Regions from separate parts of the Mus musculus genome. Here regions 1, 3, 4 and 5 are each linked to region 2. The links are chromatin loops, found by intact Hi-C in ENCODE. Cell type or tissue: left cerebral cortex. All regions are shown on one strand. Each heading gives the region's core, and the rest is flanking DNA. Links, peaks and the distances in the headings are about the cores only. Region 1 has its middle 290 kb from the start of Lsamp. Region 2 has its middle 540 kb from the start of Gm36903. Region 3 has its middle 39 kb from the start of Gm36852. Region 4 has its middle 400 kb from the start of Lsamp. Region 5 has its middle 6.4 kb from the start of Gm36585.

Region 1 (6,690 bases), core at 2,691-6,690, 1.3 Mb before region 2:
ACTGTTTTCTGAACACATGGCACTCTGAGTTCTCATAATTAAAAAGTTAAAAAATCTTAAAGTAAATCTCTATAGTCTAAATTAAAAGTTAAGCCAAACTGAACTCAGTTACTACATTGTATCTCAGAAATTCTAGTAACTCTGGATTATACCCAGGAATGTCAATGAAATGAAAAATGTTCATTTTTCAACACTTCCTCACCTCCGCCACCAAAAGACTATTTCTCTAAAATTTTATGAATTGCTGCTGAAATTCTTCCGGGAGAATCATGATAATTACTGCTGCTTCTGCAGAGTTACAAATCTACTACATCGATTTCAGCCTAAAGATACATGCCTCAAAAACTCATTTCTCTTCTCTGTGAAGCCTGAATGCAATTATCTGGGCAGATAGGGTTTCTTAGGTGGGGAGTTAGACATCAAGGACACCGCCTCAACTCTTGTAGACTTTCACTGCAGCTGCTGTTAGGAATGTAGGGGTGTCACACCTCCGAGGATACAATACGTCTAGGTCATCAGAAATATACATAGCCACAAGCACCAGATGTGTGTGTTCTTACAGCTTCTTCTCAGAGTAGACACATGTGCATTTACAGTATTGTATACTGAATGCCAGAAGCTCAGCTTTGCTTGGGTGAACATCAGTACCTGAGATTGAGGCTTAGATCCAATGGATACTATCACTCTTTGGATGTACTGTCATCTTTACGCTAGTCCTCTAAACTCCTACCTACAATGTTGTTCCAGTAACTAAATCTCTATAAAGTGAAGAGTTGATCATTGGACACATATATTCTCCCATAAAAACTTATTGGAAATTTTTTCAACTGTTCTTCATGGCTGCTAAGAAAAAATATTTCTTTGCAAAGCATCTGAGAACCTTGATGATTTATCCCCTTTTACATTCTGAAACTCATCTTGCTGTATATTCATCATAAATGATACCTCGGGACATTTCTCATAAAAATCCCATACTCTTGAGTCTGCACATTTATTCCTGCTATCAGGTCTGGCCTGCTATGGCTTTATTCTCATGAGAATAATAATTATTTTGTCTGATGCTGTGAACCTTCAATTGGATTCCACCTTTGTACTTTTTTTCTTGGGGAGGGGTGAGATGTTTCTGGCTTTCTCTTATAGAAAATGTAATGAGATCCATGCATAAATGAATTAATGGGTAGACAGTCAAACGGACATATAACTTTGCTTCCAGGAACTAAATGTGTTTTTACACACACAGACACACAGACACACAGACACACACACACACACACACACACACACACACACACACCCATTATCTAGAAGCTATTGTTAAATCACCAACAACACTTACAAAAGTCATTTTTTTTCTATAAATTTTGTTTTATTTTGTAGAATAAAAGGTCATTGGACACTATTCTCCTAAAAGTCCAATACACTATAATTTTCCATTTTGATAAGTTTGCCTGCCTTATTTCTCCACCTTCCCAGGATGTATAGTGTTGATGTTACACAGATGGCATAGGGACACACAAAAGAGAAAAGATGTGTGTGAACACATGTTAGCAGAAGCCAGCTGCCCCATGGGTGACATTAATGATGAGATTTCTTTACAGTTCCCCTTTCCTGCAATAAAGTATAATAAAAAATACAATTCATTCCATTATTTTCTGACATCTTATTAGTTAGAAGATTGGGACAGTAGATGAAAATATTATTTAGAAGCTTATAATCTTCAAGTCTTATTTAAGTTCTTAAATGGTATTTATGACAAAAATAACATGGAAAGAGCATAATTCTACCTTAAAGACAAAAATGAGTACATAAACTTTTCCAGGTTTTGCCAACTTCTGTTTTCTTTGCACCAAATGCATACTGGGTGTTCACTAAATAGCACCATATGATGTTCCTTGTCATGATGTTATTCAATTAGGTTTGGATTGAAGGAGAAAACTCTGTTGAGATCAGTCATGCGGAAAAGTTTCATTAATTTGATATCTAATCCTGTAGCATATATGTTTGGATATGGACTACATGTAGTGTTCATGACAAAAATTTAATCTTACTCAGGTAATGTTTAGAAGGATTAGAATATAAGTTTTAAAAGCAACAAATAAAAGGTGAGTTGTTATTTTCAAAGTCCCTATTCATACCAGTGATCAATATGCTAATCATGTCTGATTCTAACCTGTTCACTTAAGCATCTTTGCTTGGTCACATTCTCATAGATAGTACTCTATAAAGTTGCCACCGTAGGAGATCTTGGTAAATTTTTCATTAAGCAGTATATTTAGATGAAACTAGATTTTTTACAAACCATAAGGCACCAGTATTTGTTTTATAAATGCTTTTTTTCTCTATGAAAATATATTTATAAGTTTCTAATAGAAAGTGTTTTCATACACAAACAAACATATGAGCTAATTGTTGATGTGTTGTTAAGAATATGATGATGGCTGAAAAGATCTCTGCCATTAAGCTGTGCAAGAGACACTAAAATAGATGAGAGAAATGAAGATAGGCAAAATATACCTTATATATACCTTATATATAAGCATGAAAAATACTACTGCCTTGAAAAGAAGCCTGCATAGAGTGAACTTGAGATTTTATTTTTTTGCCTCATGATGTGGGAAGATATTGCAAATGAATTAGGATACATGTTTTTCTTTGTGAGGTTAATGTGTTTTTCACCATGAAAAATAAGAACACATTCTTTAATCAAGAAGTAAATGACCAATATATACAATTTGGCTACTGTAAAGCAACCACACAGATCATGTGGTCAGTGGATCCTCAGGGCATAACCTTCAGGAACAAGGACCCGATCCGGCCTGACACAGGGTGACATGTTAAGAATATGGACTGTTCCTCTTTCTACTACTCAGCTATTAAAAAGAATGAATTTATGAAATTCCTAGCCAAATGGATGGACCTGGAGGGCATCATCCTGAGTGAGGTAACCCAATCACAAGAGAAATCACATGATATGTACTCACTGATAAGTGGATATTAGCCCAGAAACTTAGAATACCCAAGATACAAGTTACAATTTGCAAAACACATGAAACTCAAGAAGAACGAAGACCAAAGTGTGGACACTTTGCCCCTTCTTAGATTTGGGAACAAAACACCCATGTAAGGAGTTACAGAGACAAAGTCTGGAGCTGAGACGAAAGGATGGACCATCTAGAGACTGCCATACCTGGGGATCCATCCCATAATCAGCCTCCAAACGCTGACACCATTGCATACAGTAGCAAGATTTTGCTGAAAGGACCCATATATAGCTTCCTGTTGTGAGACTATGCTGGGGCCTAGCAAACACAGAAGTAGATGCTCACAGTCAGCTATTGGATGGATCACAGGGCCCCCAATGGAGGAGCTAGAGAAAGTACCCAAGGAGTTAAAGGGGTCTGCAACCCTATAGGTGGAACCACAATATAAACTAACCAGTACCCCCTGGAGCTCGTGTCTCTAGCTGCATATGTATCAGAAGATGGCCTAGTCGGCCAGCATTGGAAAGAGAGGCCCATTGGTCTTGCAAACTTTATATGCTTCATTACAGGGGAATGCCAGGGCCAAGAAGTGGAAGTGGGTGGATAGGGGAGTGGGGGCGGGGAGGGTATGGGGGACTTTTGGGATAGCATTGGAAATGTAAATGAAGAAAATACCTAAATAAAAAAAAAGAATATGGACTGCCACTCAGTATGTATTCCCCAGGCAGAGTGCAGAGTACAGAGAGATGACATGCAAAACCTGAGCCATGTGCTGCTGTACTGCTGCATTATAGGTTAGCACGAGAGTGTAGTGCTGATGATGTGAGTGGAAAACCACCAGAGGGAGAAGGTTTTGAGTAGATCAATATAACTTATAAATCTGCGCTCAAAAAACTGTAGGAACTTTAAAAACAAGTTTTAAAAATTGATGTTGTTAGAGAAAAAGGAGACAGGTCACTCTGAAGAAACTAATGTTGTTTTTGCTAGGTTTTCTCACCTTCTAATTTAGAGTTCTGTGGTTTTGATGATATCCGTCCATACAAGTCTGAATTTGTGTCAAAAGCTCAAGAATGAGCATCTGGGCGTTCAGAGATTGGTCGCATGCTGGTGACTGTGTCCTCGTCATCAACTGTACCATACGATAGAAGCACTTGCCTTTCTCCAGACATATCTCTAATTTGGGACCACTTGCTTATCCTGTCTGCTATCACCTTCCTCAGAGCATTTGACAGAATTCTGTGCACAAGCCCACATTAATGTGCCACGATGTCAGGTGGAACAAGAGTTTTAAAGAAACTGTAGAAAAATAAATTCTGCAAATGATTTGGATTTTCTATGTGCTTGATCAAATATTTGTTGGGATTTCTAAAGTTCAAGTGTTTACCTTCTCTTAATTACAGCCCAATCAGATGCAATTCACTCAGAAGCAATGTCCCTTCTCCTTTCCTTATGTGAGGCTACAAACATGGCTTTACTTTCTACAATTGTACTACCTCTCTTTCTCCTTTTTATTCTAAAAATGCTGTTCCCTTTAATGAAGGGAGCTGACTATGTTTCATGCGTGCTTTATGGCTTGAGACAACTGAACAGATTATTCTCCTCTTTGTCCACCTCCTGGTGGTCACAGTCCGAACTACTCTAAGAGAAAATATCCCTTTCCTTTTTTCCCCATATCCTTCATTGGATTTGGAAACTACCAAAACAGTTGAATGCTCATTGTTCCTAAAAGACAGATAGGAGAATTAGAGAAACAAAGGGAAGATAACTGTTTCTCCACTCACTCATTCTTTCTAGGGACATTTTATCACAGATCTGCAGTTTGCCTTTGAAGAACCTAAACCTTAGCTGACTCCATAGCAATCCAGAAAGTTATTAGGACAGAGAATTATTACAGGAGATCTGTCTATATTCCTCCATTAGTTGATAATTCTAGAAGTATCACCGAAGTTGTAATAATAATTACAGTAATGAGTTTAAGTTGGGAAATCTCTAAACTTTAGAGTTCTCAAGAAAGTATGTCTTTATATCACAAAATAGAATCTGAACCTCTGCACAGGGAATCCCAAATGCAATCATTTATTTGGCCAGTTGAGGGCAGAATTGCCCTACTTTTAGAGCATGCGTGTGGCATGAAAGCTTTGGAAAAGAGGCACCACAGGATCTTCAGCAGGAAGAAGGCAAGGAGATGAGAGAGGCTGAGAGAATGGGCAGTCAAATCTAAACTCCACAACACTGACAGCATCCACCTTTTATGCAGAATGAAATACAGTTTTGGGCAGAACAGTCAGAAACTGTGTATAATGGGTGCATTCATTTTACAGGCCGATCAAGTGACTTTTCCATTTTGTCTCTGTGTGGGTGGGTTCAATAAATACTCCTTTAGGTGATTTAGAATAGTTAACTCCCCCAAATCCCTAAGTTACTGTGCAAGACAACATACAAAGCAGACTCTGGCTTTCCCCTCTCAAGTGCTCATTGAGCTGTAGTATTCAATAGTTGGGTGTCCAATAACGTGAAAGGATGAGGAATTAATTTCTGAAAATGTATGCATTTTCTTACTTTGTTGTATGTCTAGACTCAACATAAATCCAGCCATTATCACCACAGATCTGATAACTTTGCAATGAAAGACATTTATACCATTTATATACTGAACTCGTTTTATGTAGGAGTGTCTAGGTTATAGATACCATGTTCATGTTTACTCAGCACACTTCCAACATCATCCTCTCTCAAACTCAACACCAGCTTACACACTGAAGCAACTAGGGTGTTCTTAGTTCTGTCACTACTTGTGACAGTCCATGGCATATCTTTTGAGTCATAATCATATGCCCCAGTACAGGGGAATGCCAGGGCCAGGAAGCAGGAGTGGGTGGGTTAGGGAGCAGGGCAGGAGGAGGGTATAGGTGGCTTTGGGGATAGCATTTGAAATGTAAATGAAGAAAATATTTAATAAAAAATGCCTTAAAAAAAGAACTCAATAGCTATAATCCTAGTGAGGATGTGAAGGGAAGAGACCCCTAGAAATTGTTATTAGGAACATAAATAATTAAAATATCGAAATTATTTTTAAAAAGAATAAGTAGATATAATTATATTTTAGGGTGTTAGAGATTGGTCAGTAGTAGAAATGTCTGCCACACAAGTATGATGATCTGAATTCAGATTCTCCATCCTATGTAAAGCTGGATGCTGTACTAAGCACCTGTGGTACAAGGGCTTCAAAGGCATAATAGTAAGCACAGACAGAAGAATTTAGAAGCTCTTAGAACACTGATCCCAGAGTCCTAGCATTTGCATCAAAGATCAATGAGAAACCCTGTCTCAAACAAGGTAGAAGATGAAGAATGGTGCACAAAATATTTCTTTCTCTGCCACACCCCCACATTTGAACACACCTGCACACATATGCACATATGCACATCCACACACATGCATATGTGTGCACACTCACACACACACACACACACACACACACACACACACACACACACACACACACAGACAAAACACCAGTAAGATAATATAATAATTTTTAAACAACAATAAAGTAAACCATACTTATGTTAAAGTGTTTTAACATTTCTTAGAATCTATGAAGCTCTGGGTTAATCCTCAGAACTTATCCCTAGGAAGAAAATAGAGATATGATATCATGATAGTCTCCTTTTTAAAAGGTTTACTTGTTTACACAGTTACTTTTATC
Region 2 (4,000 bases), core at 1-4,000:
AAACATCAAGTGACTGACTCTCTTATCTTGTGTGCTAAGTTTCTAGTTAAATAGAAGAAAGAAAAAGATGACCCTCACTTACTGACCTCATACTATCATATTTTTGCTAATGCCTCAATAGACAAATAATTAAAAGGCTGAAATAGGACATCGGAAATCACAGAGAAACCTGACAGCATTGAGACGGAAAAGAAAGGAAATTAAAAAAATAAAGAAAATAGAAAGCAATCAGGTTCTCAAGATAGATTTGGATATTATTTTTCATGCAGGCATGTTCAGTCACAGACCTATGTGTCACAGGACCTAACAATTCTGATAAGAAAGAAAAGGGGTCAATGAGTTCCGAGATGAAGTTTTTTAGAAGCTGTAACTTCTAATTGTGCCATGGGTGAGTTCCAGCTGTCGCTCTGTGTATTTCAAAAGAGAACTTTGACATTGTGTTTATTTACTTGCAATGCTTCAACTAGTAAACAGCCAGGAGGAGTCTATTCTCATTTCTTTTGGCAAGAAGGCTCTCTAGCTACCCAAAATATTCCCTAGCAATGAAAAACGAAACCCACAAAAGTAACATTAGCAACCAGCTGTCAGAAGAAAATCAAGGGAAGATTGCCAGTCTGGTCATTTCATAGTGAGAATTCATGAGTCTCTCTCTCTCTCTCTCTCTCTCTCTCTCTCTCTCTCCCTCCCTCTCTCTCTCTCTCTCTCTCTCTCTCTCTCTGTGTGTGTGTGTGTGTGTGTGTTTGTGTGTGTGTGTGTGTAAATGAGAAGCCTTGCTTTTCAGTATTGAGAGAAATGTAAGTGGTACAGGTCCTCATGATAACAGAATGCCTGAACAGGAAGGGATAGTACAACTATCAATGGTAGAGAGAAATAGCAGTCTCTCAGTAGCTAATTGTACTAGGCTCCTTTCACCGGTGGGAACGGTGAAATAGGGGAAACTTACAAAAACAACAACAACGAAAAGAATGCATTCTTATTTTTTGGAATGATTTTGTGTACTGTGGAACATATACGAAGGCTCTGGATTTCTCAGCCTTAACTGAGATGCAAAGAGTATGTATGTGTTTGCATTTTTAACCTTCGTGAATTCACTTCACAATCTTCCCTCAGCACAGAACCAAGACATTTTCAAAGTAAAGACCCAGATATTCAAACCCCCAAGCATGAAACGCTCTGGCTATTCAGAGCCAGCAGTTATTAACCCATGATTTCTCAAGTGCATATTCATATTTTCTCTCTCTCTCTCTCTCTCTCTCTCTCTCTCTCTCTCTCTCTCTCTCTCTCTCTCTCTCTCATTCTCTCTCTCCCTCAGACAGACATTTCCTTCTCTCCCCTACCCTCACCCCTCCCACATCTAGGGACAGAATAATTTTTGTAGGGGTTGTTCTGTCTAGGATGCAAGTGCCAGGTGGCAAGCGGCTACCCAGCAGCCTCCTAAAGTTAATGCCAGTTTCCTCTTGGAAGAGCAGGAATGCAGAGGTATCAGCACCGCGGACGCGGGGACAGCAAATACCAAGGCAGCTCTTGGAGTTTACAGAGGAGCAACCCCAGAATCCCTGCCACTGCCTCCCACCAGTACCACACCAGCACCACCAGCACTACCAGCCTCACCGGCAAAACACACACACACACACACACACACACACACACACACACATACACACACACACACACACACAAACACCCAGACCCGCACATGCTCCTCTCTGACCCCCAGTCCGCACAGGCCAGCTCTGAATCTGCCACCACCAGCATGGATATTGCAGCAAGTCTGCAGGTTCCCGCTCGCCTCGGGACCTAGCCTGGACTACAGCACCGCGGGTAGAAACGCATCACCGGACTTGTCAATAAGCCGGATTCTGTGTAGACCCAGAGCGCTGGTGACCCCATCGAGCATCCCGGACCCAGCGGCGGCAGGAGGGGGCGCGCGGGGTCGCCACAGGCTCCCCCTACCTTGCAATGAGAAGAGGGACAGGAAGAACCCCAGCACCCAGACGCTGTGCAGCCAGTAGGTCCTCATGTCGCCAAGCGCTCCAGCCGTCTCTCCTCACTCCTGCTCTCTCTAGTAAAACGCGCTGCTCGCTTCCCTTGGTTTCCCTCAGGGCTCTCCCAGCTCCAGCGACGCGGACTGAGCAGTCTCCCAGCGAATCCCAGCACAGCCTCGCTCTCTTCTCCAAGAGCGCGAGCCCGGTCCTGAAGGATGCTCGCAGTCCGAACCTGGTGTCAGCACAGAGAGCCCTCTTTTTCCTCGAGCTCTCCCGCTCTCTTCTTTCCTACCCTCCTCTCCCTTACTCCCCTGCAGCTCCAACTAAATGAGACTGTACTTAAACAAGCAAGCGCCTTATAGGACCCGGAGCCCAGCCGAAAGGGCCCCGCTACTGCCATCTAGTGCGCACAGCCTGGCAGCGCCGCGGCCCTGGGTTTGCTTGTGTGTGAGAGGTCGGTCCAATGCAGCCAAAGTCCCCTTTCATCTCAGCAAACATAGGTGAAAAGCCCTTGTCTTCTTAAGACCTTGATTTGACCTTGTCGCAACATACATTTGACTTTCCCCTTCGCGGGAGAAAAATCTTGGAACTCACTGTTCATCTTCTTATCCCGTGGTTCCCTTTCTCTCTGGCCTCTCCCTTCTTAGCCAAGGATTGCTTGAAAGCCTCCTCCAAATGTCACAGTGACCTCCACCTTGAGATTCTAGTGGCCATCTGAAGCCTCATCCTATCCAATGCCATTCCACATTACACAGCATTCCCAATCCTTTATGTATGGTTTTGAAGCACTAGGTCAAACCAGTTTTGACATGGCTGACCCTATCTATCATAGCTCAGCTTCTTGGCCTCTCTTGTTTACATCATCTGCCTTCTTGCTTTAACACCTCTAGTTTGAAGTTATTTAGAGAGAAAACTCCAACATGAAAAACCTACCCATCCTACCTTCTTCTAAACATTCAGAGAAAAATTCTCAGCGGGGTACCAAACATGTCCAACTCAATGAATGACTCAGGAACACATGCTAGTGAGAGCAGAGGCCAGTCAGAACTCCTCTAAGTCACAAGGATGCAGCAAAGGTGGATTTTCCATCTCTTCCTGGGAATTTTGCTGGATGGAGACCCTAACAAAACTATTTCATTTTATTCAGTGATGCAATTTAATATTTGAATTATGTGATCATGGTGTCTGTGGTTTCTTTCAGATCTGCAGGTAATGTCTCTGCCATATTTCTGACCTTGACACTAGTAGCACATTGTACCCGTTGAATTCTTTGCTATGGGAGGCTCTGATGGGCACTGGGTACTCAGTACCAACCTTTGTACCAACTTAATAGACTGAAGATCATCTTTGGCCACTGTAAAATACACATGTGGGGAGCAAAACGGCCCCTACAGAGGGTCTCTGTTCTATACCCACTGCTGTGCCCTCTGGGAACTACTCCCTGTCTTGGTTAGAGTTCCTACTGTTGTCATAAAGCAACAGGACCAAAAATATTCTTGCAGAGGAAAGCTTATAGTCCATCACCCAGGAAGTCAGAACAGGAACTCAAGACAGGAAGCAGAGACAGGCACATAGGACTTGGAGGCTTGTTGCTATTACCATGCTCCCCAGGACCTACCTGCTTTTGTAGAGCACCCAGGACCACATACTCAGGGTTGAGGCAATTCACAGTGAGCTGGGCCCTCCCACATCAACTATCAATTAAGAAAATGATCTAAACGCTTGCTTTCAGACCAATCTGATGTGGGAATTTTCTCCATTGAGGCGCCTTCCTTGAAAATGCCTCTAGCATGTGGGAAGTTGACATAAAACTAGCCAGAACAGAGGAACCCTTCAGCTGGACACTCAACCACATCACTATTCAACAACAGCCTTTCCTTTCTTTGCTTATCCCCAAGATCTCATGCTAACATCAATAGCACAATACAAAATTACAGATTTAAAAGTTCCACAGTGTGGAAAAAACTCAAACATTTGAAAAGCTCCATCTCAAAAACATATAGAGAGTCTTTCAA
Region 3 (6,775 bases), core at 1,562-5,561, 670 kb after region 2:
AGTCTGTGATCCCATCACTTTGACAGTCATGTGTCTCTCCGGTGACTGAGCTCCACTACCAGAGAAGCTTCTCTGACAAAGACTAAGTACAGCCCAGCTCTGTGGTATAAGTATAGTTAGAAGATAAGCTGATAAAATGACCTCTTAGCAAAATAGCAATGGCAAATATTGTCCTGGGGCCTATGATTTCCAGAGTCCTGTGCATTTGGCAGGGTTTATAACACAAGACATGAATTTCTTCCCTCCTATAGAGCAGGCCTCAGACACAATGGGAATGCAGTGAGTTACTCCATAGCAGTTGTGGTGCTGTTGTACCAGCCTTGCAGATCACTGTTACAGCATGTAGGATCAAGATCTGAGCGATAACATCACCAGGAAGCCAGAGAGGAGCTTTTTTGCATGGAGAGACATGTTATGGGAGAGAGAATCACAGGTTTATATATGTATGTAAAATGATGGTAGAATATTGGGGGTCAAAACACTTGAGTAAATAGTGGCATGTAACTACGGGGAAAGTCAAGGTGAAGGGGAAGGCTAACCCAGAAGAAGGAAGCGTAAAACTGATATGGAGGCCTATGATCCCATGACCAAGCTTCAAAAAATGTGAAGGACAGTAGAACCAATAGAAAATGTAAAGGAATAAACAAAGATAAGATTAGGTAACATACACGAGTAGCTGAAAGATAATGCCATGACCTTCACCGGTGCGCATGAGGTTCTAGCTAACACCACGGTTATTGTCACTATTGTTACTAATCTCAAAATACACAACAGGGGGAAAAAAAACATAGAAAAGCAAGGATCACAACAGACCTTGCATAGCAAATGAAGCTTCAAGCACATAACCCATTCCTGCACGCCTCAAACCACTTGTCTATCTCTCTTTGTGACTTATGACTGAAAATAATAGCTCCTGACGCTGACCCTGCAGAGTGTGAACTCTACAAAACCAGAAAGAGGTTTACTTTTATCTATAATTTCACTGTTGCTGTTGGTGTCCACCAAGAAGAATAATACTGAATGACTGAGTGAACAGGTGAATTAAGAAAGATCTGTCAATACAAACACAGGCTTGCCCGGAAGAAATGGATTCTCCAGGTAGATTTGGAGACGTGCTATGAAATGAGCTTATAATGCTTCCCTAAATGTCAGTAGGAGGTAGCCAACCTAAACTATAATTAATTAAAAGTAATCTGTAAACTTGTCAAGTAGAGTCTGCTACAAAGGGATGCTAAAGGGATAAACTGGAGTGACCACAAAACTCAAGTGGCAAGGGCCAGCCCAGCAGTGAGACTGTGAACGGGGTTTACCTTTCTACTGGATCCACTCAGGCATGAGGGTTCTCAGACAGGGAATGTTCCGGATCTTCGGACAGAAGCATCTCTTGGGAAGAGAGAGACGATTCATCAAGCTGCCATGACTTGACAGGACAGTCCCTTGAGCATGCCCAGCTCTGACTCTATATTCACCAAGAAACTTTCAGAACTGTCAAGCATCTTTTTGGCGTGAACTCACGGTCTCGGGCCAAGTTTTTCTTCGGCTGTAAATTAATAAGCCTGTATCCTGCCTTGCATAACAGAATCGGGTGACGGGAGAGTCTTTCATGAACCAATTATGCAGTGCCTAATCATGCCAGGAAAATAATAATAAAATCAAATGGGTAGCGTGATAAAACTGTGGGCTGGATGCTAAGAGGAAGGAGGTAAACGCTGGAAAGTTCAGGTCCATTGGCCTTACCTGTCATATGTACTTCAGTGAGAGAACACTACAAAGAAAGCTAAGGCTGGGAGCAACCACAGCCTCCAATCTCATAAACCACCCTGCAGTACTTCAGAGCTCAAAGAAGTAATTTGAAGACTACAACATCATAACAAGTCCCTACTTCTCACTAGTCACCAAACAGAAGATCACAAGGCAGCAGATGTATTCAGTGGTCAAAGAACTATTGGTTAACAAGCAAGAAGAGCCGTGGACAGGGCAGTTAGAATTGCTACACAGAGTGGCTGTTCTAATACGACATGAACATTGGTCCAACTCAGGTTATTTTCAAACCTATCCTCTAGTCAGATCTGGTTTCAAGACCCTTCCAATATACTCATATAGCACCATGGTGATGTGTTAGCTCTGAGAGCATAAGTCAAACTGATCATCCTGTGTAAATGAAGTAGACCCCCAGAAGGCTTCCTACCTTTCTGACAAACTGAGATGGTATTGACTGATTAAGTATAGACAAACTGTTGTCTATGAATCAAGATAAAAAGTGTCAGCTCATTTTCACCTTGACAATATGGAAAGTACTAAGAGCTGACAGATACTTTTGCTTGTTGTTGCAAAAATATAGAAGGTCAGTAAAAAGTCTTTGTGTATAGAATCATAGAGCCCTATGCTTACATAAAGGCAATCTAAATATAGCCTAGACTCATTCTCTCTGTGTGTATCTGTCTGCCTGTCTCTCTCTCTGTGTCTGTCTCTCTGTGTATCTGTCTGTCTGTGCCTCTGCCTCTCTCTGTGTGTCTCTGCCTCTCTGTGTCTGTCTCTCTGTGTATCTGTCTGTCTGTGCCTCTGCCTCTCTCTGTGTGTCTCTGCCTCTCTGTGTCTCTCTGTGTTTCTCTCTCTGTCTCTCTGTATCTTTCTCTTTTTTTCTCTCTGTGTCTATCTCTTTGTGTGTGTCTGTCTCTCTGTGTCTCTGCCTCTCCCTGTGTGTCTCTCTCTGAGTGTGTCTCTCTGTGTCTCTGTGTGTCTCTGCCTGTCTGTCTTTCTCTGTCTCTGTGTGTCTCTGTCTCCCAGTGTCTCTCTGTATCTTTGTGTGTGTCTCTCTCTCATTCTCTCTCTCTCTCTCTCTCTCTCTCTCTCTCTCTCTCTCTCTCTCTCTCTCTCTCTTTGCCTAAACTCTGAACCTTGTATATTCAACCTCTCCTCCTCCTCTTCTTCTTTACCATTTATGTCTAGATCTTCTGTGAGAGCAACCATGCTCACAGCTACACTCACCAGCACAGCAACAGAGTGCCATTGAGCTTTTAAAACATGAAAGTGCAAAAGTGACTCAAGGACTTTTAAATATGTATTTCTTAAATAATCATACATGGATAGCAGTTACTATTTTGAACAGTTTATGGTCTATTCCATAGAATGAAAAGAGTGTTTAAATCATGATTTTATCTTTCAAAACAATGAAATTTGTATAAATGTCAAAAAAAAAAAAACCCTACTCCTTTTCAACCTCTCAACAAACTCATAGCCTCTAATGATTGTTAAGTTCCTTAAACTGATCATCTTACTCTGGGAATTTCAAGGGAAAATTAAAGCAGAAGAAAGAACAATTTTTAAGCTATAAACTTGAGCAGCAGCTTAAATCCATGGACCCATCCCTCTGAATGTGTTTTGGCTCTGCCTATCAATAGAACATTAATGGCTGATTAGCAGATACTGAGGATTTGTTGATTTGGCACAAGAGGCGCTGTGGCTGGCTCTTCGATTAGGTGTCCCTGAGTACAGATTTCACAGGACTGCACTCTGCCATGCCCAGAGCAGACTATCAGCCAGAGCAGCAGGCAGCAGCAACTGCCTTCAGCCTGCAAGTGGTTCAATCTAGAGCAAAAGCGCCGCCTACAGGCCACCGGAGAATACGCTCTCGCTAACAGGGTCTTCATTCATCCTGACAAGAAGCCTATACAGTAGAAAATCTCATCTCCAAAGCCTGCCACAAAATCACACGTTCATGGGGGTGTGAGGAGGTGGATAAAGTGAAGCATTTGTCAATTCCATCTCGCCAAAACACTACCTCCCCGACTCCACACAGAGAAGCACTTCATCTCAGAGCAAGCAGCAGTCCATCACCGACCTCCTCCCTGAATGCCCTTTAACCCAGAGCCAGAGCTGGAAGTCCTTCCGGACCCTACCTGCTCTCACACACGTAGGTGCAGCTGTATATTCGTCCTTTTTATTTGGATTGAACAGGGTAAGTGATTTCCCTGACAATGAGGTACTTATTAAGGAATGTGGAGATAGAATTAGATCCTCCTACCTTCCCTTCATTTCATGACAATGGAGTAATCTATTGTTACATTAAATGCATTAGATTTGAGCATAATAACCCTGCTATTTTTACCACTGCACTGCCACCTTTACTGCATGTACATCTATGAGAGACAAAGCAGAAATGAGATCTTTAAGTTTCCGTTCTTGACACTGATTCTTTTGGGATGTTTTTATCCCCCCAGTGCGCCCTGGACAAGATACTAGCCCAAAGTCTATAGGAGGTGGTTTTGTCCAAAGAGCTGCCCGCCAGGAAGCTGAGCTCGTGTGAAGGAATACCCTTCCAGTCTTCAGGGATTACACAGTTGTGAATTCAATGACACTGTCACCAGACCCAGAACATAACCACAGAGGAACCCTTTGTAGGAACTCCACTTCCTTCTCACTTGGAACTGTATAAGTCACAAAGGGCCACAGGAAATGATCAGAGAACATTTTTTCCCAGAGAGCCATCAATGGTCAACATTAGTTCATTAATTCATTCAACAATCATTAGACCACAAGAAGCATATATACAACAAAAAATACAGAGAGATATTCTTGCTACTTTAGCTAAGTACTTTTGCTTTGTTCTGCTTTTTAAGACAGGGTGGGTCTCTGGTATACCATGCTGACCTCTAAGGCAAGCCCTGACCTGATCTTCCCTCCTCTGCCTCACAAGAGCTGACATTACAGGCATGTCCAACTATACCCAACCCAAACAAATATTGTTGTAATAAAAATAAAGGAACAAGGAGCCTACAGAGATGGCTCAGCACTTAAGAGCACGTGCTGCTCGTTCTGAAGACCTGAGTTCAGTTCCCAGCATGCATAATTATAGGGAGGCGCACAACTGCCTGCAACCCCAGCTGCAGAGGTAGTCAATGCCTCTGGTCTCCATGGGTATGTGTGCTCAAACACACACACACACACACACACACACACACACACACACACACACACACACACACAGCATTTATTTTGCTCATAAGCTTAGAATCTGGACAGGGTTTAGAGGGAAAGGCAACCTTCTGCTCCATGTAGAGTCAAGTGTAGAGATCATCTAGAGCTGGAGTACCCACTTCCAATATGATCTCAATATGATTGGTGAGTGAGTACAGGCTATGAGCTGTGAGCAGTGCTCGGCTGAAGCCAACCAGAGCAGGTTTGAAAAGCCACTCATAATGTTATCTGCTTCTCAGATGTACTCTGGTGGCATTATAGTTACCATCTGAAATCAAGGCACTAAGGATATTCACACTAAGGACATGAGCAACTGGTATAGATAGGTTATTTTCTCCTTCCAACACATACATAGCATAGTTGACATAGCATAGTTCACAATCATGAACCTTTGAGAGGACTGAAGGTCAGGGCTTTGGAATCTCCCTCCGTCCACCTTCCTGTGATGTCATAAGCTAGTAAGAGTTACAGTCTTTGCCATAAAGCACAAAATAACAGTGACTTTAAAACTAAACCACCAATCGAAGTAAACATATGGTGGGATTCATGGCTCTAGCTGCATATGTTACAGAGGATGACCTAGTCGGTCATCAATGAGAGGAGAGGCCCTTGGTCCTGTGAAGGCTCTATGCCCCAATGTAGGGGAATTCCAGGGCCAGGAAGCAGGAGTAGGTGGGTTGGGGAGCAGGGGCATGGGGAGAAGATAGGGGATTTTCAGAGGGGAAACTAGGAAAGGGGACAGCATTTGAAATGTAAATAAAGAAAATATCTAATTTTGAAAAAAGAGTAAACAAAGGAAAAAAGGTAAGGAAATTACTGACTTCAAGATGGAAGTGAAGTTGCATGAAAGATTAGGGCAGGGGGTATTTAAAGTTCAGGGAATCTACACATATAACCAAAAGTTTGAAAACAGTTGTAAACTAAACAAATAAGGACTTTGCAATTGAAGTAGTCCATAGGAAGATGTCACCAGGGTTCAGGTTAATCTCACAATGGACATTTTCATTTTGAAAGAAACAGTTAGTTCATAGAATAAACTAGTAATGCTCAAGTAATGCTAAACTGTGATAGTTTGATGCTAAGCCCAAAAGGTGGTATTTGCTTGTCTTTGAATTCAAAATGAAAAGGTATTGCCATAAACAAGATGGTCTCAGTTTAAATTCGAATTAAGGAGAAAGTCAAAATAATTCTTAAGTCTTTCAGGATTACTACAGGGGAGGAGTCCACACAAGAGAAAAAAAAAACTATTAAGTACATCAATGTTAACAGAAGAATTTGAAGTCATCCTGAGATCCCTGCTCTGTGGTATTAAGAACACAATTTCATATGCAGCATGTGAGGTGGTCATATTTTCTGCTGGTTAAGTGGTCTAAGTTTGTAAATGGAATTAAGTGTATCAATATTTTATGAGGTCCTTTTTTCAGAATACTACTTCCTCCAGGTGTTTCGCCAACTGAACAAGATTGAGAACCACTAACGTAAATGAATCTGTCATTAGTGGGATGCAGGAGGGGATGTGCTTCCCCCCCCCCCACAGTGGGAAGCATTACTGTATTGCACCATCGCTATACTGAACAGCTGCCAGGCCTTCACCATAGGGCAGAAAGCAATCAGCAAATTGGCTTCTTACTTTTGAAGGGCTTACTATCCTGGCCTCCCGGAAGCTAGAAGGAGCCAGAAGCTTTTTGAAGGCAAATTTAGCCTAAAGACACAGAACCATATGGTGGTCCAAAGAGACACAAGATCATAAGATTGGATTGCATAAATACGAAATGAAAATTATAATCAAAGTCTAGGG
Region 4 (6,775 bases), core at 1,381-5,380, 1.1 Mb before region 2:
TCCCGAGATAAATACCACCTTCATTCTATAACTCAAGACGGTGCCATCTGCATTTAAAAAGGGATGCTTGTGCATATGTTACACAGATAAGGTTGGGGAAAGAAAATAACTAAACTTCAGAAATGAACATAAATATCTATAATTTCATTTGAAACTAAGGGTTTGTAAGTTTGCTCATTCAGTTTTATAGATTAGGTTATAGAAGCCCAGGAGCATTAAGAAGCTTAAAGGAAGAAACCGTTAGAAAAGCATGATGTTTAAATTATACCTGCTTCTATATTCTCTGCTTGCAACTGCCCTATTAAAAAGCATTTTACAAACAAATAAGGAGAAAACTGGTACCCTGAAATGAAGTGCATGTGCTCTCTCCTTTAAGGATGCAGAACTGACTTTGATGATTTGAATGAGATTGGGATGGAGAAGGACTGTTGGTTTTAGTATTAGACACAGCTATCTTTGAAAGCTTTCTTGCCAAATTCTGCATTGGCTTCAGGTTCTGATTATTCTAAATGGTTCACTGGAGGAATCCAATATGAAAAGTCCTGGGTCCAAGTGTGATTCCCACCAGCTTCCCTTTCTGCCAGAGCCTGTTGTATATTTCCATCTCCAAGAAGTATTCTTTTCTCAAAACAGACACACACTTCTCTGAGAGGAACTCGACCATAAACATTTTATGGCCTGAAGACAGCATAGCCAGCAAAACACATGGTGTTCAGAATTTTAAGACTATTGAAGGCTGAAGGTAAGAAAGCTAGTCATCTCTTTACCTTAAAATCTACAATGATTTAAAAAAAAAAACTCTTTTGGAATCTGAAACTATAACTTAAAGCAATAGATTCCTTCCAAGGAAAATTTACTCCATTTAGTGGGAATTGTATCTCAGTGGGCAAAACACCTTCCTGGCATGCACAAAGGTTCATATGTGCATTAGCTGCCTTTGTGATGTGTAGGTGGGAGGGTCAGATATTTATGGTTATAATCTTCTGCAGAATTTGAAACCAGCCCAAGATACATGAGACCTAGTCTCAAAAACAAAATATAACAAACAAACAAACACCCTCACCTTACTTCTTAAAATAATCATGGAGATTGCAATGACGTCAAGGAAGAATCAAAGATAAGATGTTGAATATATCATTGTTCAGAAATCCAGAGCTATCAGCCCTACTAATATGAATAAGGATAAATTGTACATATGCAGACAGAGAAGATGTCCTGGCCACATATTATCCTTCATTCTCCTTGATAATTTCTAGATGCTTAACCTTTTTTTTCCTTTGGGACTAGTCTGGAAATACAACCCATCACCTTTCCTCCTGGCTTTCCCTTAGCTGCCAGTAGAAAGAAAGAGATATATGATTTTAATCCTTAATGTCACACCGCCTGATGTACTATGCTGCAGGCTAGACTGGCAGTTCTGAGTCCCCCATCAAGTCCTTGTGTAGTTTTAATATGGAGATTTCAGGATAGAATAAAAACAGTGTAAAGGAAGGGTGGCATGTAGTGAAGTAAAACTAAGGCCACACAACAGGGCAAGATAAATGGGGTTTTCACTTCTGAATGCTGAGTGTTCTATGGCCACAAGGTGATGTACAACTTGTTCCTTCTTCAAGGGGTGGAGTGTGGTTAAATTAACTTTTAATGAAAGCAACACAAATACATAGGGATTGTATCAAACAGAAGACAGAAGGCAATCCAGAAAATATTTGGGAATAGCCTGATTGATGAAAGGAATGCTTTGAACTTCACTCTCTCAAGCCTTAGGAGACCCAAACAGGAGGTGAATTTGGTGGGAAACTACAAACAAGCTAAAGGTCAAAGAGGGTCCTAGAAAGTAGAGGAGAAAATGCTGGCATAGGAAACAGAAATGGTCTGGTGCCAAGGTGGCCAAATTTTGTAACTGACTAGGACATTACAATGGGAATTATCGGACTGTTAGACACATCTGTCTGTTTCTTAGTTGCCAGAGACAGCCAAACACAGACACACAAATGCACACATCATAAGACATAGGACATATGAATGTCAGGATATTGAAGTTATAGGCTGTTTACCCTGGAAATACAGAAAGAAGCAAAGGAAAAGGCAACCACCCGAGGAGGGAGTCAGACAGTGATAAATTAGGCACTGACATAGAGTTCATACTGGGAAGAACACACTGTAGGCATCAGAACCCAAGCACTCGCTCTTAGACATATAAACATTTCCCTAAAGCAAAACTTTACAGAGATCTGAGACTCAAACTGTCACTGCAGGGAGTAGTGGGTAGAAATTTTGTTTTCAAAACCAGCTATAAGTACCTGTAAGATCTGAGTTCGGACAGGCATTGTAAGACACTTAGCTCCACAAAGGGACCATTTCTGTGACATGTTTGAGGATGTGAGGATGTACTTTCTGCACAGTATTTGGTCATCCAAGTTACTTTGACATGCTTAATAATAAGAGATACAGAAGTCTACCTTTCTTCTACCCATGCTTCTCAATTCACAATGTAAAGCATTCTGCACTGAAACCCAAGAAATGCACATAAAGATGTACAAATTTGATTTGCAGTCAAAAAATGATGGCTTTAGGCAGTAAAATTCCTAAAGTATGAGTGTCAAATTTAAGAAATAAATAGGAAGGAAGAGAAAAACAAAGAGAGAAGTAGAGGTTGGGGGATGAGAGGAAGGGAAGGAAGAAATGAGAAAGAGGAGTAGGAAAAGAAATGGTGAGAAAGGAAATTACAATCTCTCCTTGCCTCCTTGCCTCCTTGCCTGCCTGCCTGCCTGCCTTCCCCCTTCCTTTTCTCTACCTCTGAAGTTGAACATACACACACTACAGCATTCCTACAAATATTCATCTGTTGTGATTTCTCTTTGGTGCTTGCCAGTGATGGGGCAATCCAAACATTTAACTCCCTGAAATGTTGATGTATAAATGGAAACCTTTTTACCTACAATGCTAACTGGTCATAAACAAGCTCTTATCTAGGTAGGTGTTCTGGCACTCATGCCTAGAAAGGAGAGTCAGGGTTCTCTGTGTAGAAAGCAAAGAGAGATCCTGTTTGGATGCTAGGTGGCAGTGTTAAGCCACAAACAGGCGCACACCTAGGATTTGCCAAGTGACATATATAATTTGTTTTGAGTGAGATGCACATAAAAGTGGATAGCTCACAGAGATGGGCTAAAGCCAGAAAAATAAGTTGCCGTGACTGTCCATGAAAGAGTTCATAAACATGGAAAGCCGAGAGTCATTTCTTTCACGGGATTGAGCAAAAAGCAGCTCATATTTTAGACTTGACTTTGGGATTTTTAGCATCAAAATTTCAAAGCAATCCTGTCTTTTCAAAATGTGACTTTGGTATTGAAGTCCCTGAATGGTCAATATTTTTCTTCTTTCACCTGAAATACTCTCATGCTCCCAGTCTGTGAGATCAGTATCTGTGGTAATTAGCAGAATGTAAAACAACACATGTTGTTCTTCTGGCCAGGAATGAAGGGGTCTCAAAACAAGTTGAGTCAGAGATCAGATAACCAACAAAATCCCCAATTCCAAAGTTTCCAAAGATGGGATCCTTAGAAACTTCTTCGATCCCTTTGCATTAACAAACTAGTCAATCTCTTAACCTTTTATATTTGTTCATGGTGGGAGATATTATTAAACTCACATTCACTATCCAAAAGTACATGTACTGGTTCCTGGTTTGTTTCAATTCCTTGTTTTCCTTTCTTGGAAGATCACGTCCAACTATTAATGGAAGATTCAATTTTTCTCTTTCCTTACCATATATTAACCCCAGAGATTAAGTATGGCTGCTCTAAACATTCATCTGAACACATAACTGTTGTCCTAAAGGCTGGATAAAGCCCATGTAATGAAGTGCTGCATACGGATTATTTAAAATAAAATCTATACAGGCTAATGAGGCTTTAAGGGTTTTTATAGCCCAGCTTCGTGTTTGTCAACACTTTATTTCACACATCTTTCTTTACCATTATGTATGCTTCCCACAAATACCTCAGGATACCCTTTACATACCAAAGTATACCATGATTTCCATATGTTTCTTTCTGTGCTAGGTTTAGTCTGAAATTCTTTATCTATCAGATCCAACTTTATTCATCAGTTATTGCTCACCAACCCAAACCTGATGGTAAATATCCCCTCTGAAGATAATTCTCTGGATTTTCCTGGATAGCTAACTGTCATGACATTTATAACTGTTAGGAGTATGATATAGATCAGATACATGCTTATGCAGTTACAGATAATTATATGGTTAATTTTAACTTCTTTACTTATGTTTCTTCTTCAGTAAACTAGAAACATCTTAAAAGCAAAGATGCCAACATAGGCCCGTGCATGTTCTCAATCTGTATTGTAGGGCTGTGATGCTCCATTGTTTCAATACAGGCTAGAGATGAAACAGTAGGTAAATGGTTTCCCTGAACAATTGCCCTCAGAGAATCTTCTGATTATTTTAAGAAATACGTAACGAGTGACATTATACAACAGCAGAGTCTCGTCTACTGAAGAACCAGCACCTTCACTCCGAAATATCTGCTGCTGGGAAGACTATGTCCCAAAACAACATTTGTGGTCTATATCTGTTAACATACTAGTATAGAGGTCAGACTATCTTAAACTAATAACACCTGCTACCTGAAATTTTGCTTCTTTTATATGACTATTTTAAAATGTCTCCTTCCAAATATTTTGAAAAGATTTTCATTTCATTTTCATTTCATTCATAAGCCATAGCCAGCTACTTGAAGCAGCAGTAAAGGGGAAACTCATATTAATGGAAAATACTTGGAAGCCTTAGAGATCTATGTTTTCATTTATGTAAATTGACTTCCTTGTGACTTGCCTGACAGCAATCAATAATCACAAGGAAAAGTCCTCAGTTTCCTGAAACTTACATAAACAGAGGTTTAGATTAGTGTTCTCTACTAGACAGCTATTTCAACCAAAGGATTTTTGTTTGTCAATGACTGGAGATGTTTATGGATCACAATTGTTCCTACTGGTATCTAGAGAATAAAGAAAGATATAGCACAGGATGTGTTAAGCATAGGGAGGCTGGCACTGTAAAAATTTGTCCAGCTCAGTGCATTAAAAGTGACTAAAAAGGCAGAAAACCTTGTCTTAGATACTGAACTAAATTGTACTACATATGAATAATACTTGCATCCTGTTCACTCATATTCACCAATGCCTGAAATTCACAGGCCCTGTAAATATAAATGATGCACGTTAGGGAGGAGAGTGAAGGTAATGTTTTAGAAAGATTCCTCATACAGAAATTTTTTGAAGAGGAAGCACCAAAGTACAGGGGATGAACTGAGGGAGACAATCAAGGGGGATACTGAGTCATGTTCAAGCAACAGTAAGGACTGAGTTCATAAGGCAGCAGCAAGTTTGTCATGTGTCAGAAACAAAAGATAGGCGTTAGTGGAGGTAACAGGGAGAATAAGAGTAGAAATGCACATGAGAAAGCCAGAGATGGAAACTCAGTTAACATAACAATGAGTACCTGGACCATAGGGAGTGTTAAAGATTTCTTTCTATTCTGAAAAAAAGATGTAAATCATTGAAAGGCATTGCTGTTATTATTGTTTAGTTTAACTTGTTTTTACAAGAGACATAGCTTGATACAATTTAATTTTTAAAGGACTACCATACTGTCTACGTGAAGAAAAATTACAGAGAAAAATAGGAGGGCTCTTTTTTGTTTCTGCAATAGCCCAGACAGTGAGAGAGGGGATGGTAATTTACATAAAGAAGGTACAGAAGAGTACAAGAAAGAAATAGATTCTGTGATTGTTTTTGTGTAAGAGAGCTCACAGGAGACACAGAATTGTCAGCTGGATTCACAAACTCAGACTTCAGGGTTTATTGCTAATGATACAAGGCTCAAGAGATCAATCAGAACTATAGTTCTGGCTGTATGAGGTTGTCCAGGAACTGAGTGTAAGCAAGCAACAAACATCGTCTGAGCCCTGGGATGCCTAAGCATTTAGAGACCTTAGAGGAATGAAATGAATGAATGAATGAATGAATGAAGCCACTGGGGCTGAGGAGGATTATTGATGGAGGTGAAAAGGAAAGAGTATGTAAGAACCTAGTGGCTGACAGAGACAACAAGAGATGTCCTTGTGAAATAATAATGGCATAGATTAAGTACCCTTGATGAGTGAAGAACAGAGATTTGCCAGTATGATGCTCACCAGTTGATGGGTCTAGGTATCAGTCCTGACAAGAACACACCCACACTGTGGGACAGGTCTCATGTGGGAGGTTTATTTTTAAGGGGGCGAGGTGTTGGGCAGAGGTAGCTTCTGGGAGAGAAAGGAAAGGAGAAAATGGAGGCAGGGAGAATGTGACTTTTATTGGGGCCATGATGCATGTGCAAAGGGATATATGACAGGAGTGGCCCCTAGGCAGCTAGGGATGACTTGTCTTGTCCCAGGGTCCCTCGAGACCTGGGTATAAAGATGTCTGATTGTAACAGAGCCACTTTCAGCTGTCTGTGGAGGCGCCTAATTGCTTACACCAGGAACCAGCAGAAAGCATGCACTCAAAAGAATGATAAGAACAAACCAAAAATGACTCATTGAAGTGAGGTCACATGTTTCCCTGGAGAATGTATAAAGATCCTAGAAGTGGAGAGAAAAAGAATGTAATACAGAAAATAGTATGTCTCTAGAGAAGGCAGGCAGCATGGTGGGAAAAGGACAGAGAGGCAGGTGAAACAACATTGTTGGTGTAATCCTTAAACACTAAGTACATT
Region 5 (4,000 bases), core at 1-4,000, 880 kb after region 2:
TACATCTACCACTCACCTGAACACACAGCTGGTGTGTGTTGAGCACATAATGTATTTGGTGAATGTAATGGGTTCACTCCTAACAATGTAAAAATGTCCTGATTTTCTCTGCCTCCCCCACTCTCTGCCTCCTGCCTCCTCTCCCGTTCTGTTATCTGCTTCACTCCCAACCCCCCATGTCTTATATTTATTCATGCTTTGCAACATATTTTCCCCATTAGGGTTCTTAAAGAGAGACCTGGCTTATTGCTGCCCTAGAAAATAATGTTCATGTCCCCTCAAGGGCAAAATTACTAGGTATCCCAAACACGGTTAGGAATGACCCATATTTTTAATGTTTGTTCCATTTTCAACTCCACTGGGACAAATAATTGTCCTATATTTTAAACTGGAACTAGGGTGTATAGAATGTGTCTGTGTGTGCGTGTAAGAAATAGAGAGAGGGAGAGAGGGGGGAGAGAAAGGGACAGCAAGAGACAGAGACAGAGAGCCTTTGCTTCTTACTTTTATAGCTGAAATTGATAAGCCAATATATTTTGTCCAATCCAGCATTCCCAGATCATGAGTTCTTTCATTTAAAGCACATGTACACACCATACACACACATGTGTGTGCATGCACGAACGATGCACACACGTGCATACCCACAATTAAATTCCTAATAACCTCTGTTTTAATACTAACATCCAGAACCCATATACTATCAGCCACATCTTGTACATTCATTTAAATCTAAGAAGCTAGTCTGACACAAATAAAAAAAAAAAGTTGCTATTAAAATTTTAAAGAACCATCAAATCAGAAAATGACCACCATCAATGAGGGATTTTTGCTTCCAAGTCTGTGTGTTTGCTGTCCTCTGGTTTCTGAGTGGCTGACTCTATGACTCTAGCCTGCTGAAACTCCTGGACAAGGTTTCCTGGAAGGAAACTGGATCCCCTGCCTTCCATTCAAACTCTGTTGTAGAACCCACATACTGAGGTGGCTAGTGTGAATATGGAGAGTTTACACTTCCACAGAGTGAAGTGGTGACAAAGGGGGATAAGGCAAAGACAAAGCCCACCACTTCGGATGAAGGCCCGCCATTACAGGTGAGATCAAGCAATTTCTCCACCTGCCTCAACTCTCTTTCTGCTCCTTCCTCTTTCTGTCATCCGTTCTTAACCTCTAGGAAGCTGCTCTCTGCCATTCTACAGTGCCAAGTTCTCCAGCCTGACCCCGGCCCCATGCACACTCTAAGACCTCCTGGGTGACAATGACAATAATTACTCGCATTCACACAGCATTCAGACTATGCTGCAAATTATGTGTGTTTTCTCTTGTTTGCTTAGCCTACAGTCCTGAAGCAGCTATTATCTTTCTATTTTACAGATGTGAATATATATATATATATATATACATATATATATATATATGTATATATATATCATCACCTTTACTTTGGTAGCAATCCAGAGACCGCTTTGACCATTATTATCACATTACAGATGATAAACGGAGGCTCAAAAAGGTCCTGTAGCATGAACACACTCACACACAGAGGCGCCTAAAACATTGTATTAGCAATAGAGAAAACCCCCCCTCCCATTTGACCGTTCATTAAAACATATCTAAAACCGACCCTGACAGCGCTGGGCCGCCAATAAGCCCAAGGGTGGGACCTGAGAGAAACGAGTAAAGAAAGGGCAGAATTGAGCGGCTCCTTCCTCGCCCCCTCCCCCAGACATGGAGTCAATTACTCCACAGTGAAGACGCGGATTTGTCACAAAGCAAACTTAATCCTCAGAAAAAGAGGAGAGAGTAATTTTACAGGAAGAGAATTTTTAAAAACGAAACAGAGAATTGATAGCTTAGAAAAGGCAACGTTATAACAACGAGTTGTAAATCCTGATCATAAATTAAGGTTGAAATGGAGAGGGTTTTTTTTTTTTTTTTTTTTTTTTTGGATGGGTGAAGCGTCTTACTGGATACACCAGCACCACCTTGTGGTGACACGAAAGAATACACATGTGATCTCAGGTACTAAACCTTGCCTGGGCAGGAAGCAAAAACAAGATTGGCCACAAATCACCAGGCTCAGAATTTCATTCACTACAGGACAATAGCCATTTTGGACAAAGAGTATGCTTTCAGGGGACCTTAGCCTTATTTCACCCAAAACAATCAAATTACAAAAGAAAGCTATGCTTGCTCAAACTTAATATCGTAATATCATATCTCGTATTTGTTGGCCACTTCCGTACATGTAATTTCTATTTTACTATCAAAACACACCAAGAACTAAGCAGACAATTTATCCCATTCTACAGACAGGAAAAGAGAAAAGAAAAGAAAAGAAAAGAAAAGAAAAGAAAAGAAAAGAAAAGAAAAGGAAAGGAAAGGAAAGGAAAGGAAAGGAAAGGAAAGGAAAGGAAAGGAAAGGAAAGGAAAGGAAAGAAAAGAAAAGAAAAGAAAAGAAAAGAAAAGAAAAGAAAAGAAAAGAAAAGAAAAGAAAAGAAAAGAAAAGAAAAGAAAAGAAAAGAAAAGAAAAGAAAAGAAAAGAAAACTGAAGTTCATTTGTGACATTTCTCTGGATAACAACGCATTATTATTAAGCCTTCCCAAGAACTCCAGGGACAGTGAAGACAGAAATTAGGAGAAGCCAAAGAACGAAAATCAAGACTCCCTGACATGACTCCTAAAGACCTAGTTTCTCAGCAAAAAAATGTACTTCCCACAAGCTCAAAGTAGAGAGAACCATGGCAACTGACGCGCGCATGTGAGGAGCCAGATGGCCCTAGCTGGTTGGACCTCAGGTCAACATCACGTGGTGTCCACGTGTTCATCCATCACAGAAGGATTTCAGAGTCAACCTAGCTCTGAAGCCAGGCATCTCTGTCAGAAAGGCCTCACCACACGGGTGTGAGTGTCATCCTGAACAGACCGTTTCATCCCAGTTTATCTGCAGTTCGTTTGTTATTTCCTACATGTGTTTCCGTCCATCAAACTCCAGAGGTGTTATTTTCATCCCTCTGTTAGAACCTGGACAAGGAGCCCCACATAGCAGAAAATAGTCCTATATGCAATCTTCCTGTAGGCCTGTGGTGTAGCCACTATTTCTCAGACCTGTGTCAAAGACAAAAATGTTCACCTGTCCCACTTGGGAGAGGGCTCATGCAGTTTCTTATTTCTGCAGGACATTATGGGACTTTTGAAGGGCCACATGTTTTTTCAATACCAACCGTGTTAATCTAAAATATCAGCTCATCAAACCTATGAATAAAGCATCCTAATTTTTCTTTACATTTCTAACCTTACCAGATTGTTTTGAGGGAAGATTGGTGCTCAACAAGTTACTCTAAACTCTCTTTGTAAAAAAATTAGCCTTAAAAAAATCCCTTACAGGAAGAAGAGGAACATTTCAGACAATTATACAGCTATTTACAAAAACCCTTTGGTTTAACATTTAATGACGCATTTAAGGAAAATATATTACTAAAATCAGAATCAAATAATTTAAATATTGTGTCTAAAAGTCGATAGTCTTTTTCTCCTGTTTGGTCCCAATTTAATTACTACTTCCTCTTTAAAGCTATTGAATGAAAGTCCTGGATATCAGACTTTATTACAACAAGGTCCCTTTATTTTCTACCCTAGATAACATTAAAAAATCCTTAGATATCAATTTTTCTTGAAGTGTTTCAGAGACCTGAACCAAACAGAAGATACATGCTCGCTCTCGCTCTCGCTCTCGCTCTCGCTCTCGCTCTCGCTCTCGCTCTCGCTCTCGCTCTCTCTCTCTCTCTCTCTCTCTCTCTCTCTCTCTCTCTCTCTCTCTCTCCCTCTCTCGCTCTCTCACTTGCTCACTCTCGCTCTCTCTCCATACATATTAATTTAGAAGGAGACATGATTACAGGATCTGAACTACTTCATTCATCTGACTAAAGAAGTCAAACCGTACATTATACTTCACATGATTGACAGTAGTGATATCCAATCAAAATGTTCCTTTTTTTTTTTT

The links. A loop is a pair of places that touch in the nucleus more often than their neighbours do. Peaks named below come from ENCODE experiments on the same cell type or tissue, not always from the same donor. Only the 100,000 strongest peaks of a DNase experiment are listed, where the experiment ranks them.
Region 1: a loop joins it to region 2, with 6 times the contacts of the local background. A loop is called at or near these places in 4 of 42 quality-filtered maps.
Region 3: it touches region 2 in a loop (7-fold over the local background); 5 of 42 quality-filtered maps call a loop at or near these places.
Region 4: it touches region 2 in a loop (9-fold over the local background); 2 of 42 quality-filtered maps call a loop at or near these places.
Region 5: it touches region 2 in a loop (3.0-fold over the local background); 5 of 42 quality-filtered maps call a loop at or near these places.

The regions. Positions count from the first base shown.
Region 1 is chr16:41,243,308-41,249,997 of GRCm38, reverse strand. It overlaps a transcript of Lsamp not described here. Among named protein-coding and RNA genes, the nearest start is that of Lsamp, 290 kb to the left of the region's middle. In left cerebral cortex, for the core only: a CTCF peak has its summit at 5,059 (motif pointing right); a DNase peak (open chromatin) is centred at 5,085.
Region 2 is chr16:39,982,681-39,986,680 of GRCm38, reverse strand. It overlaps a transcript of Lsamp not described here. Among named protein-coding and RNA genes, the nearest start is that of Gm36903, 540 kb to the right of the region's middle. In left cerebral cortex, for the core only: CTCF peaks have their summits at 2,195 and 2,394 (motif pointing left); DNase peaks (open chromatin) are centred at 1,062, 1,513, 1,860, 2,354 and 2 more places; H3K4me3 peaks cover 2,339 bases; H3K27ac peaks cover 1,692 bases.
Region 3 is chr16:39,314,197-39,320,971 of GRCm38, reverse strand. No RefSeq gene overlaps it. Among named protein-coding and RNA genes, the nearest start is that of Gm36852, 39 kb to the right of the region's middle. In left cerebral cortex, for the core only: a CTCF peak has its summit at 3,613; a DNase peak (open chromatin) is centred at 3,596; H3K27ac peaks cover 259 bases.
Region 4 is chr16:41,127,548-41,134,322 of GRCm38, reverse strand. It overlaps a transcript of Lsamp not described here. Among named protein-coding and RNA genes, the nearest start is that of Lsamp, 400 kb to the left of the region's middle. In left cerebral cortex, for the core only: a CTCF peak has its summit at 3,050; a DNase peak (open chromatin) is centred at 3,083.
Region 5 is chr16:39,107,540-39,111,539 of GRCm38, reverse strand. No RefSeq gene overlaps it. Among named protein-coding and RNA genes, the nearest start is that of Gm36585, 6.4 kb to the left of the region's middle. In left cerebral cortex, for the core only: CTCF peaks have their summits at 1,797 and 2,002 (motif pointing left); DNase peaks (open chromatin) are centred at 1,742 and 2,003; H3K4me3 peaks cover 558 bases; H3K27ac peaks cover 353 bases.